Regions from separate parts of the Homo sapiens genome. Here region 1 is linked to region 2. The links are chromatin contacts, found by Hi-C in ENCODE. All regions are on one chromosome and are shown on one strand. Each heading gives the region's core, a stretch centred on a gene start or an enhancer-like site at or near the end of the contact. The rest is flanking DNA. Distances are from core to core; before and after follow the strand shown. Region 1 has its middle 170 kb from the start of CARTPT. Region 2 has its middle 110 kb from the start of CARTPT.

Evidence for each region. A loop is a pair of places that touch in the nucleus more often than their neighbours do. Pooled maps may share reads with other maps.
Region 1: a map of heart left ventricle shows a loop between it and region 2 (2.4-fold over the local background). The contact joins two enhancer-like sites. A Hi-C loop is called at or near these places in 9 of 168 maps with a recorded cell type or tissue (Right ventricle myocardium inferior, ascending aorta, heart left ventricle and 3 more), 1 of 37 single-sample maps with no recorded cell type and 1 of 50 pooled maps.

The regions. Positions count from the first base shown.
Region 1 is chr5:71,888,673-71,894,107 of GRCh38, forward strand. No RefSeq gene overlaps it. Among named protein-coding and RNA genes, the nearest start is that of CARTPT, 170 kb to the left of the region's middle. Within about 2 kb of position 3,384, at least 3 of the 41 ENCODE cell types and tissues checked have a DNase peak (open chromatin) inside an H3K27ac peak, as active enhancers do; they include heart left ventricle and heart right ventricle, where a contact is called at or near this core.
Region 2 is chr5:71,829,573-71,835,204 of GRCh38, forward strand. No RefSeq gene overlaps it. Among named protein-coding and RNA genes, the nearest start is that of CARTPT, 110 kb to the left of the region's middle. Within about 2 kb of position 1,304, at least 17 of the 41 ENCODE cell types and tissues checked have a DNase peak (open chromatin) inside an H3K27ac peak, as active enhancers do; they include heart left ventricle and heart right ventricle, where a contact is called at or near this core.

The DNA.
Region 1 (5,435 bases), core at 2,134-4,633, 61 kb after region 2:
TGTCATAAGTGAGGCAGAGAGTGGAAATGAGAGGAGGGGAAAAAAGGAGAAGATGAGAAAAGGAAGGCAGCTCTCACGTTTAGCACTGGAGGGACATCTTTATCAGATAAAATGGCAGAATCTGCCTCCTTCAGGTATTCCCTAATGTTTGCCTCTGGCAACTTTCCATACAAATTTCCCCAAACCAGTGCTGAGAAAAGAACCTAGCGTCAGTTTTCCCTGAGCTCAGAGTCCTGTCCTTTCCTTTCGCTCATTTTCCTTGTCTGTTTACCCAGGATGCGAATCCCTGCCCCACCCTGCTCTTCTCCCAGGGTTGTCGTGAGATCAGATGAAAGAGGAGGTGTGAGGGTGGCTGTCATGTGAAGTGCTGAGTTCTGGGGCAGAGAGGTACGGCACCTGGCACCCAGTGGGACTCAGTGCTGTTATTTCTATTATGATGGTTGCAGTCAGTTGGTTTCCTCAATTTCCAGACCTTCAGTACAGATCTCAATTATGATTTTGAAATGCTTTTCTTTTTCCATCATACTAATTAACGATGGTTTGTTTTGCCTTGTCAAAGCAGGTGCTTGGATATTTTTAGAAGATTCCCCTTTGTCAGAGATCCCATGGCTTGGTGTGGAGTGGTGTGAGTTGTGCCCAGTGGAACATTTAGGTTATTGGTTGGTTGAAAACTCTGCTCTCTGCATCCTTGTAGAATGTACATGTAGATATGACTTTAAATAAAAGTCAGCATTTTCTGAATTTCTTTTTGTGCCAACCCAGACATACCCCTTTTAAAAATATTGGCTGGTTATTAAACTCTATTTGTTTTGTTTCTCCATCTGTGCCATGTGCTTTCCACAGATAGCTTGTAGAACTTTGCTTAGCACAGGGGCTTTGGAACCATTTTGCATGGTTCCACTTTCACTCTGGGAAGATGGGGAGTTGAGGAAGGAGTTTGGACAGAAGACTTATTTAACTCCAGTTTCATCTTGGTTTCAATTATCTACATACTCATTCATATCCACCCATCCATCATGCTTTCCCATTCATTCTTCCACTGAGCATCTTCTATATACCAAGTTTCACAGCAGTATGAGGGTTTGCAAGCACAGAGATGAAAAAGAGAGTTTATGCCCATGAGGACCTTGAAGTCCAATAATGTGGTCTTATAGAGCAGAGTGTTAGATGCTATGAGAAAGGAATGCACGAGAAGGATGAGAGCCCAGAGGACAGCCCCTCTTCTAGGACTGAAGGTCGAGGGAAGTCTTCCTACAGGAGATGAGACTGAACTGAATCCTGAAGGATAAAGGCGGTCAGAGAAGGCTTTACAAGTAGAAGAAACAGCAAGTACAGAGATATATTGGGGTGGAGAGTTTGGCATGGTATGGGAACTGCAACCTGTTTTAGTACAGTCAGAGCATAGCATGCAGGATGGAGGTGGAGGGTGAAAAAAAATGATGCCAGAAAGGTGGGCAGGGGTAGGATCGTCAAAAGTCCTAGGAGCCATGGTAATGAGTTTGAACCAAGGGGAAATCCTCTAAGATAATTTAGAGCAGGAGAGTGATGAACAGATTTGTAGTTTTTGAAAGCTTCTTCCAGCTTCAGGGTGGAGGCTGGACTGAAGGAGGTCAGACTCACTGAGGGAAATGGGATCAGTCGGTGGCTGTCGCAGTGATGGTAGGACACAATGACGAAGCCCCAGCATTAGGTAGTGGTCGTGAAAGAGAGAAGGAGACAGTTCAAGACATGCCTGAGGAGTGGAATGGACAAGGCTTGTTGCTAGATGGAATGTGGAGGTGAGGGAGAAGGAGGAGGCTTCAGTGTCTGAGTGACAAGGATGTCACTAATTCTTGCATGTAACGTAGGAAAGAGGACAGCCTTGTGGGAGGGTGCCTTGAGTTCAGGCTCACCATCTAAATGTTGGGTGAGATAGAGATTTGAGAGAGCTGAGTGGGAGTGTGGTTGCCCAGGGAGAAAGTAGAGAGTTGAGGAGAGCTGGGCGCGGTGGCTCATGCCTGTAATCCCAGCACTTTGGGAGGCCAAGGCGGGTGGATCACCTGAGGTCAGGAGTTCAAGACCAGCCTGACCAACATGGTGAAATCCCGTCTCTACTAAAAATACAAAAAATTAGCCGGGAGTGGTAGTGCGTGCCTGTAATCCCAGCTACTTGGGAAGCTGAGGCAGGAGAATCTCTTGAACCTGGGAGGCGGAGGTTGCAGTGAGCCGAGATCATGCCATTGCACTCCAGCTTGGGCAACAAGAGCGAAACTCCATCTCAAAAGGAAAAAAAGAAACCAAGAGTTGAGGAGAGGAGAAAGCCGGCACCAAAACCCCAGGGAAACTGTATTTATTGAGAAGCAATGGAAGAGTAATTAAAAAGGAACCAAGGAGGAACAGCCAGAGATGTAGGAGTCCTGGCAGCCTGGGCAGCAGAATTCCCAGGAGTCACATGTTGTGAAAGGATGAGGAAGATGAGTGTGGAAAGGCACCCATTGGATTTAATGACAAAGAAGTTTCTGGCTGTCTTGTAGAAAGCATCTCTGGTGGGGTGAGGAGTGAATGGCATGTGAGGAAGCTGGTGTGGAGGGTGCAGGCGAGCCTACACCCATGGCTGTGAAGAGGGAGAGGTGGCTAGAGAGGAAGATGAGAAGGGCAGGTGACTGGTCTGGGGCTCACAGTGAGTTAATATATTAAATTAATTCATCCACCTAATTAGGTGCCTGTTATGCAGCATGTTGTGCTAGGCACCAGGTAGAAAGAAACTTAAGACATGCATTCCAATGTGTAAAATTCAGTGAGTAAAGCCCCAAAAATGCAGGATCAAGAGACCCACTTTCCTATATTTGCTAAAAAATAATGTGGTATAGTAAAAATGACACAGATTTTGGGTAAAAATAGATCTAGGTTCAAATCTTGACTTTCTTTTTGGCTATGTGATCTTGGGCAAATTATTTAATCTCTCTAAGCCTCAGTTTTCACATCTGTAAAATGGGAATAATAATATCCCCCATATAGATTTCTTGAGAAGATCTGAGATAAGGTCTATTAACTCTGTAAGGGTAAGGGATTTGTCTAAATTACTCAGTATCGTATCCCCAGTACCAAGCATAGCATAATGCCTGGCCCATAGCAGGGATTTAGTAGATATTTGCAGAATGAATGGATGACAGAAGGTATGTGAAGAACCTGGCATAGAGGAGGTGCTCTGTAAAGGGTAGCCATTCTTCCTCACTGCTCTGGGACCTGTGAGGATCTGTCACTGGATGCGTGAGGATGAGATAATGAATTACCAGGCAAAATGCTAAAGCCTCTGGTTGGCAATGAGACGTAGGGTGGATATCCTGTTCTGAATACTTGGCTCATGATGGGCGTGAATGGATAAGGGAAGCAGCTCGTGCCTGGCCAGAGGCAGGCCATCAACAGTCCTGTGCAGTACAGGGAGGCTGAGGGGAAGGAATGTTAGGCATGTGCTGACTTACATGTGACCTCAAGTGAGAGGGACAGGCTGTTCCAGTCATCTCATCTAGGTGAGCAGCTTCTAGCTCTCAGGCCTGTGACTCTCAGTGGCCTGGGTCAGCTCAAAGGTTCCTGCCTGTCCACAGGTGCTGGCCTTTTCTGGCTACTCTTCCCTGTTCACAATTTAGATGCTCAAGGCAGCAGAAAAGATAACAGCCAAAAGTGGAGGCAATTTACCTCTTTGTTAATTCCTGCCTGAATGAAAACAAAAAAATTGTTGTGTGTGTTTTCTCCCTGGAAATGTCATACCTCCTCAATATTTAAAAAAGTCCTAGGACAGCAAAAAGAAAAAAAATCACCAAATTGGTGTGGTTTCAGGGTCATGTTTTTCTTTTTTTCTACCTGGTTTTTAATATACTCTCTGCCTAGTTTCTTTTCTTTTTGGACTTGAGGAAGGCCAGAGCTGCTTTTCCTGGAAGAATGATGCTCCGTGACTGGCAAAACCAGTGAGAGAGACACTTCGGCACATTAAGAAGCCAGAGGCTCATTAGTGTCTATTTACTACCTTGTAGAATGCTCTCGAAGAAGAACCTGAGACTGTCATCTCCTGGAATGGGGCTCCCCAGAGCTTCCTCACTCAGGATGTGCATAATGAATGTAGCAGCCTGGGCAGGGGGAGGGCGTCACATGCTGGGCCTGTGGTCCCAGGGGCAGCCTCATCTTTCCCTGGCTCCTTCAAAAGCAAGGCATTATGGGCAGGGAGGGATGATTTATGATCTCCTCTCTTTGGGCTCAGCGTGGATGCTGTGGGAGGAAGGAGGCTGCTCTGCCCAGGGGCAGGAGCAGAGCACCCACACACCATGCAGAGGATCACTGGACACATCTCACATAGTCAGGGTTGGAGAAGAACTCATGATCACCTGATCAGCCTCTCAAGTCTACAGAGGCAGAAAATGAGGCACAGGGAGAAAATGGGGCTGGATGAAGGCCCACTCTTAGCCCATGCCAGAGCAGAGGAACATCCATTCATGCCTAATCCAATGCACTGTGCTGATTCACCTCTCTCAGTGGTGAATTTTCCCATCTGGAAAACTAGGCTGATATTGTAGATCCTAGCTTACAAAAACATTCTCAACTGGAATGTGAAAGAATACACAATTGGGAGTCAGAAGACATTGGTTTGGGTCCTAACCCTGTGGGATCTTGGGCAAGGCACTTTGCCTATTTGAGTCTCAGTTTACCTTCTGTAACATGAGGTGAATTATCAACAATAATAGCTAATATTCTTGAACCCTCACTGTGGGCCAGGCAATGTGCTAAGTGTTAGGGTTATTTCAATTATTCTTCTTAATAACCTTAAGAGGGAGGTACTATTATTCCTATTTTAAAGATGAGGAAACTGAGGTTGAGTTTAATTAGCTTGAGTAAGGTCTCAAAGCTAGGTGATAGTATTTATCGCACAAGGTTTATGTAAGAGTTGCATAAGCTGCTTATGAATGTGTTTTTCGATTATGAAATACACATGCAAACAATTTTCCATGTAAAAGTATTTTGAATTTTTTTGAGAAAAAGTCCTGAATGCCAAGTCATCACTGTTTGATCTTATTTGCCAAATGTTCTTTGAATTGCTGCTGAGTGTGAAGAACCATGTCAAGTGCTGGAGAGGAGGGCATGCTGCAACCCCCACTCTCATGGAGGTTACAGGTCAGCAGCTAACGCAGCCATCCAGGTAAAAATGACAAGTGGGATGTGAACCCAGGAGTGGGAATGGATGGTGGGTAAGGGAATGAGCTTTGTCTGGAACAGTGGTTTCTAACCCTGGCCAATCCCAGAGATTCTGATTTACCAGGGAAGGGAAGGAGCCCAGACATCATTGTTTTTTAAAGCCCTCTGGGATTGGAATGGGCCACCACAATTCAGACCTGCTGATCCAGATGATGAAGACATCTCCCTGAGGAAGTAACATTTAAGCTAGGGGCTGCTGGAGTTTGAAGATG
Region 2 (5,632 bases), core at 54-2,553:
CACCAGGCCCACTTCCAGCAAAGGAGATTATATTTCAACATGAGATTTGGATGGGGTCACAGATCCAAACCGTATCCGTTAATAATAGTTACCTCTGAGTGTGGATTATAGTGTTTTCCAAATTTTCTGCACGACATTTATCAGTTTTGTAATTTGAAAAGGAAAACAAATATGAAAAGAAAAAATATGAGGAAGATATGAAGGAAATCTTGGGACTCCATGACTCGGTTGACCTCTATTCTCAGGTTTTGGGTTTCAAGTTTACATACAAATTTAGAAAAATAGAATAGCAAGTATGTAGTACGGCCTGATATTGTGGCAGCACCTTATACTATAACAAATAGATGTTTAAAGCCTGTGAGGTTCTAGGCCACTCTTCTGAAAAGTTGTTTTTCAATATGATACATTTTTACTACTAAGAAATTCATTTTGGTGTCACTTGGGTCACTAGTTACCCATGAAAATTGATATTAGTGTAGATTTTTATGTCACATAGCCAGAAGGAAAACACTGAGAATAAGTGCTGCTCTTTCCCCAGTCAATTCATCCTTGTGCAAGATAAGCCCCCAAAAAGAGGATTTAAGGGCCTCTCATCCTTAGTCCCATGAGGTCTCTATCTCCATTCCCTTCTTCACTTTTGGTGACAATTCAAGGCTAGCCTAGCAAGCCCACACTTTCTCACCAAATAAAGACACACTCATTACCAGGGGGTGGGTCTGGCAGCTGGAGCTGTTTTATCAATAGTCTATTTGAGTCTCTGAAAAACAATTTAAGCTGGTCACAGTATTTCATCAAAACTGTTCAATACCGGTGACTGGTGGCCTCAGCGGATGGTATATCCATAATTCATAATGCCGTCTAAATTGGAGAGAGGAGACACTGTAATCTCAGAATCCTTTTTAAGGGAGAGGAGGAATCTTAGAACATGCTTAAAACAAGTACAGTTGAAGCCTTTGTTACAGATGGGTTTTTATCTTTCTAGGAGATGGAAAAGGCTAAGTCAGTGACAACAAAGCTAAATATTTCTCCTTATAATACAAAGGAGAACAATGCATGGTTACTACTGACTAATTTATTTTACTCAATGGAATAAACCAGAAAGACTAACATTGTTTTAATTTATGCATCCAGTGAGAGCCAGGATATTGATATGTAAAAGCACTTAAACATACACTGTTATGGGCCAGGGCTGTCAAGAGCTGTTTTGAATCAGAAAGAGCTGGAAATATTCATGTAGAAAGAGAGCTACCCAACAACCCAGCTCTATAAATAGTCCTGAGTGAGCCTGGCTTGTGGCTTGGGTTGGCCTGAGTCCCAAACTCCTCCCTGGGGACTAAACCCAGGAGGAATGAGACAGAAATGAAACTTGGGCATTTGTCTAGCTGCTTCCCTGGTCACCATAGATTTCTCAGGAAAAGCCTATTTGCTGTCTGTAAATATTTCCTCTCCCTTCTTCTTCCTGGCCTTCCTAAAAACAAAGCAAAGCAAAACACATAAATAAAATTCCAAAACACAAAAACAAATAAAGCAAATCTTTCCCAGTTACTCTTGGCGTTAGTTACTAAGCACTGGAGATTTACAGCCTACTTATTGGTAATCTTTAAATTCATGTTTCAGGAATCCCTGAAAAGTGATTTGGGTAAAAGAATGCAGTGAGGAAACTGTAAGAATGATCCTATGTTTCTCAGTTTTCTTTCCGCTGGCACTACTTTATTTAACCCTCACAGTGCTCTGTGGAAGGTATTATTAGATTGGTGCAAAAGTATTTGCGGTTTTGACATGAAAAGTAATGGCAAAAACCGCAATTACTTTTGCACTAACCTAATAGGATGCTTATGTGATGGGTGAGGGAAGTGAAGCTCAGAAAAGTGCAATGCCTATAAAAGGTGGACCATTCCATCATCCCACCCAGTTGAGTGGTCCTCCCACTACACCAGTGGTCAGTCAGTTACAGGCAGCTGCTGACCTCCCTCAACTCCTACTACCCATAGCCTCCACTCATGCGATATACATGCCAAAAAGTTTCCTGAAAAGTTGTTGTACTAAGTTCCCCTAGATCACTGTAGTTTTCAAACCTTTTTCCTTCATTATGACCTGCTTCACATACTGGTGAACAGATGGCCCCGTGGGTCAGTGTGAGGCGCTTGTGAAATCTAGGCCATCGGTTTCACCATCAACATACATTAGCTAGTCTTTATGTTGAAGGAGATCAGGATATGCCACCTCAAAACGCACCTCTTTAGCTTAAGGATTATTTTGAGCTGAAGGCAGTTAAAGATCAACATATACAGGAAGAGGTCTCTGCTCTCCCTTTATCTGTCTAAAAGCAGGGCATGAGTTTCCCCTGGTGAAGGTGGTATAAGTTCCCCTCTCCTAAACCAGGATGAGGAACACGACTGTTATCGCTGGTGATGGAGAGCCGGCACCAAGTCTGCATAAACAAACCTTACTAAAATAACCCTTATTTTTCATTAGTTCTCTCATGTATTTCCTAGTCACTTTCAGTTAATTTATTTTTCCTGAGGCCCAAACCCTCTTTCCTTCGTTAAGAAGGATATATAGGCCGGGCGCAGTGGCTCAAGCCTGTAATCCCAGCACTTTGGGAGGCTGAGGCGGGCAGATCACGAGGTCAGGAGATCGAGACCATCCTGGCTAATACGGTGAAACCCCGTCTCTACTAAAAATACAAAAAATTAGCCAGGCATGGTGGCAGGCGCCTATAGTCCCACCTACTCGGGAGGCTGAGGCAGGAGAATGGCGTGAACCCAGGAGGCGGAGCTTGCAGCGAGCCGAGATCTCGCCACTGCACTCCAGCCTGGGTGACAGAGCAAGACTCCGTCTCAAAAAAAAAAAAAAAGAAGGATATATAAGCTCCCTAGTCTAACCACTTCTTTGAGTTTCACTTCTTTTCTGTGAATTCCCAGGAATGTAAAATTTTAAAAAGTTAATACATTTATATTTCTTTTCTACTATTAGTTTGTCTTGTGTCAGTCAAATTCACAAGCCCCCACTGACTAAACCCAACAGAGTAGAGGAAAAGTTCCTCCTCTTCAACAACATGTAGTTTTATACACTTACAACTTAATCTCAACAGCTGGGTCACAATGGGCAGAGAGAACAGTACAGTCATGCTTTGCATAACAAAGTTTTGGTCAACAATAGACGACATATATGATGATGGTCCCATAAGATTATAATACCATATGTTTATGGTACCTTTTTATGTTTAGATCTGTGTAGATACACAAATACTTACCATTGTCTTATAATTGCCTAGTATAGTGCAATAATGTGCTGTACAAGTTTGTAGCCTAGGAGCAGTAGGCTGTAGCATATAGCCTAGGTGTGTAGTAGGCTATACTCCCTAGGTTTGTGTAAGTACACTCTGATGTTTGCACAATGACAAAATCACCGAATAATGCAAGAGACTCATGACTGTACTAGGATTCAGGGACTATGTTAAGCACTTAAAGCTCTTATAATACTTTTAACATCCCTATGAGGTAGCTACTATAGTATTAGGTCGGTGCAAAAGTGAGTGCAGTTTTGCCACTACTTTTAATACCTCCGTTTTATAAATAAGAAAACTGGGGCCTGGAGAGGTTACATAACTTGCCCAATGTCCCACAGCTTATAAGAGGCAGAGGCAGGATTCCCAGCCAGGCAGTCTGACTCCAGAGGGTATGCTCTTCACTACTGTATTACAATGCCTCCAATCCACGTGGATGGACTCATTCCTTACCCTGGCCTGCTCTTAGGTAGAGCTGTTCCTAAACAGAGTAGAGACCTGGGCCAGTGTTGGCTTTCTGCCCTTCACTTTCAGCCCCCTCTTTCTCCCATCTGCCCACCCTCTCCTCTCTTCTTTTTCTGGTTCTTCCCTATTCCTTGCAACAACATTGCTCATCCCTGTGCCTTCCTTGACCTAGGTTTCTGTTCTGTTTAGGGACTGCACAGTCTAGAGCACAATTGACCAATGGTTCCCAAGCCTGGGTGATCATCATATTTTTAGAGGAACTTCAAAAACATGCATACTCCTAGGCCTGTAACTTCTGGTGCATTGTCAGCTGTCCAGGTAATGGTGTTCACTCAGCTTGGGAAAAAATACCATGATACACAATGGTCAGAGTTCTGGCTGTGATGGTAGTGAAAACGCCTTTAAGAACCTGGCTGAACACAATATAGTTCATCTGGTTCCCTAAAGATAACAATTCTCTGGGAGGCCGAGGTGGGCAGATCATGAGGTCAGGAGTTTGAGACCAGCCTGACCAGCACGGTGAAACCCCATCTCCACTAAAAATACAAAAATTAGCCAGGCATGGTGGCACGTGCCTGTAATCCCAGCTACTCAGGAGGCTGGGGCAGGAGAATCACTTGAACCCGGGAAGGGGAGGTTGCAGTGAGCCAAGATTGTGCCACTGCACTCCAGCCTGGGAGACAGAGCGAGACTCTGTCTCAAAAAAAAAAAAACATAAAAATTCTCCTGTAGCCCTGGTCTCTTGTTTATAGAGAATAGCTGTGTTTCTGCTTCCATGTGTTCCAAAGGGCCAATATTAGTGCTGTGACACCTGGAAAACATCCTACTGTCTTAGGATGAGTGTTTGAAATGTGAAACACTCTTGGGCTGTGAATCCTTCCATGATATGTTAGTCCGTGGAAGGAGAATTGGAACTGGTGATGGTACTTAGTGGAGAGCTACTGCTAATGATGCAGCGCTGTTAGATATTGTAAACATTTAATTAGCTAGTCCTCCAGAGACCTCTCTAGAAATAGGTAATTAAACAAACAATTTAAATGCATTTTAAAGATCAGAGTCATTTCAGGATGAATAAGTTCTGAAAACCTATTGTACAGCATGGTGACTATAGTTAATATAATGTATATTTAAAAATTGCTAAATTTTAATAACAATTATAATGCATTATATATTTGAATTCTTTTTGCACCACAAAAAATAAGTATGTGACATGATTGGTACATTAATTGGCTCAATTTAATAATTTCACAATATATGCATATATCAAAATATTACATTGTGCACTGTAAATATATACAATTTTTATGAGTCAATTAAAAAAAACAGAGTCATTAAAGGCAATGTTTTCCCCTTTGAATCTAACTTTAAAATAAGGAAGTTCATAAATGCATCCTGTGTTTTGAAATAATGAATCTGTCATCAACATCAGATTAGCTGCTACTTCTGATAAAGTTAATTCTGCTGATTTCTGGAAGACTTTTTTAGAGACAAATAGTTTCTCTGAGGTTCCTTTAAGTTCTCGTTACTCAAAGCTTGGATGTTATGTTAAATTTTTCCACTTTGATCCATCCAGGCCATGGATTGTAGGCCGCAAGGAACAGAAACTGTTTATTCACAAGACAAGTGTGTCCTTGGTACTTCATGAATCTCAAAAGAGGATTAACTGGGGTGATGGTGGTAGTATAAATGTCATGTGTAAGTTCTCCATTTTAACTGTGACACTTCACAACACAACTGAAACAATCTGAATATGTAAAGAAGTTGGAGATTATCTGCCAAGGGCAGGTCTCTTCCAAATTACTGATGGAAAAATCATCCTCCTTTTTGTAGTTAGGAATACACACACACACGTGCGCATGCATGCGCACACATGGTCAG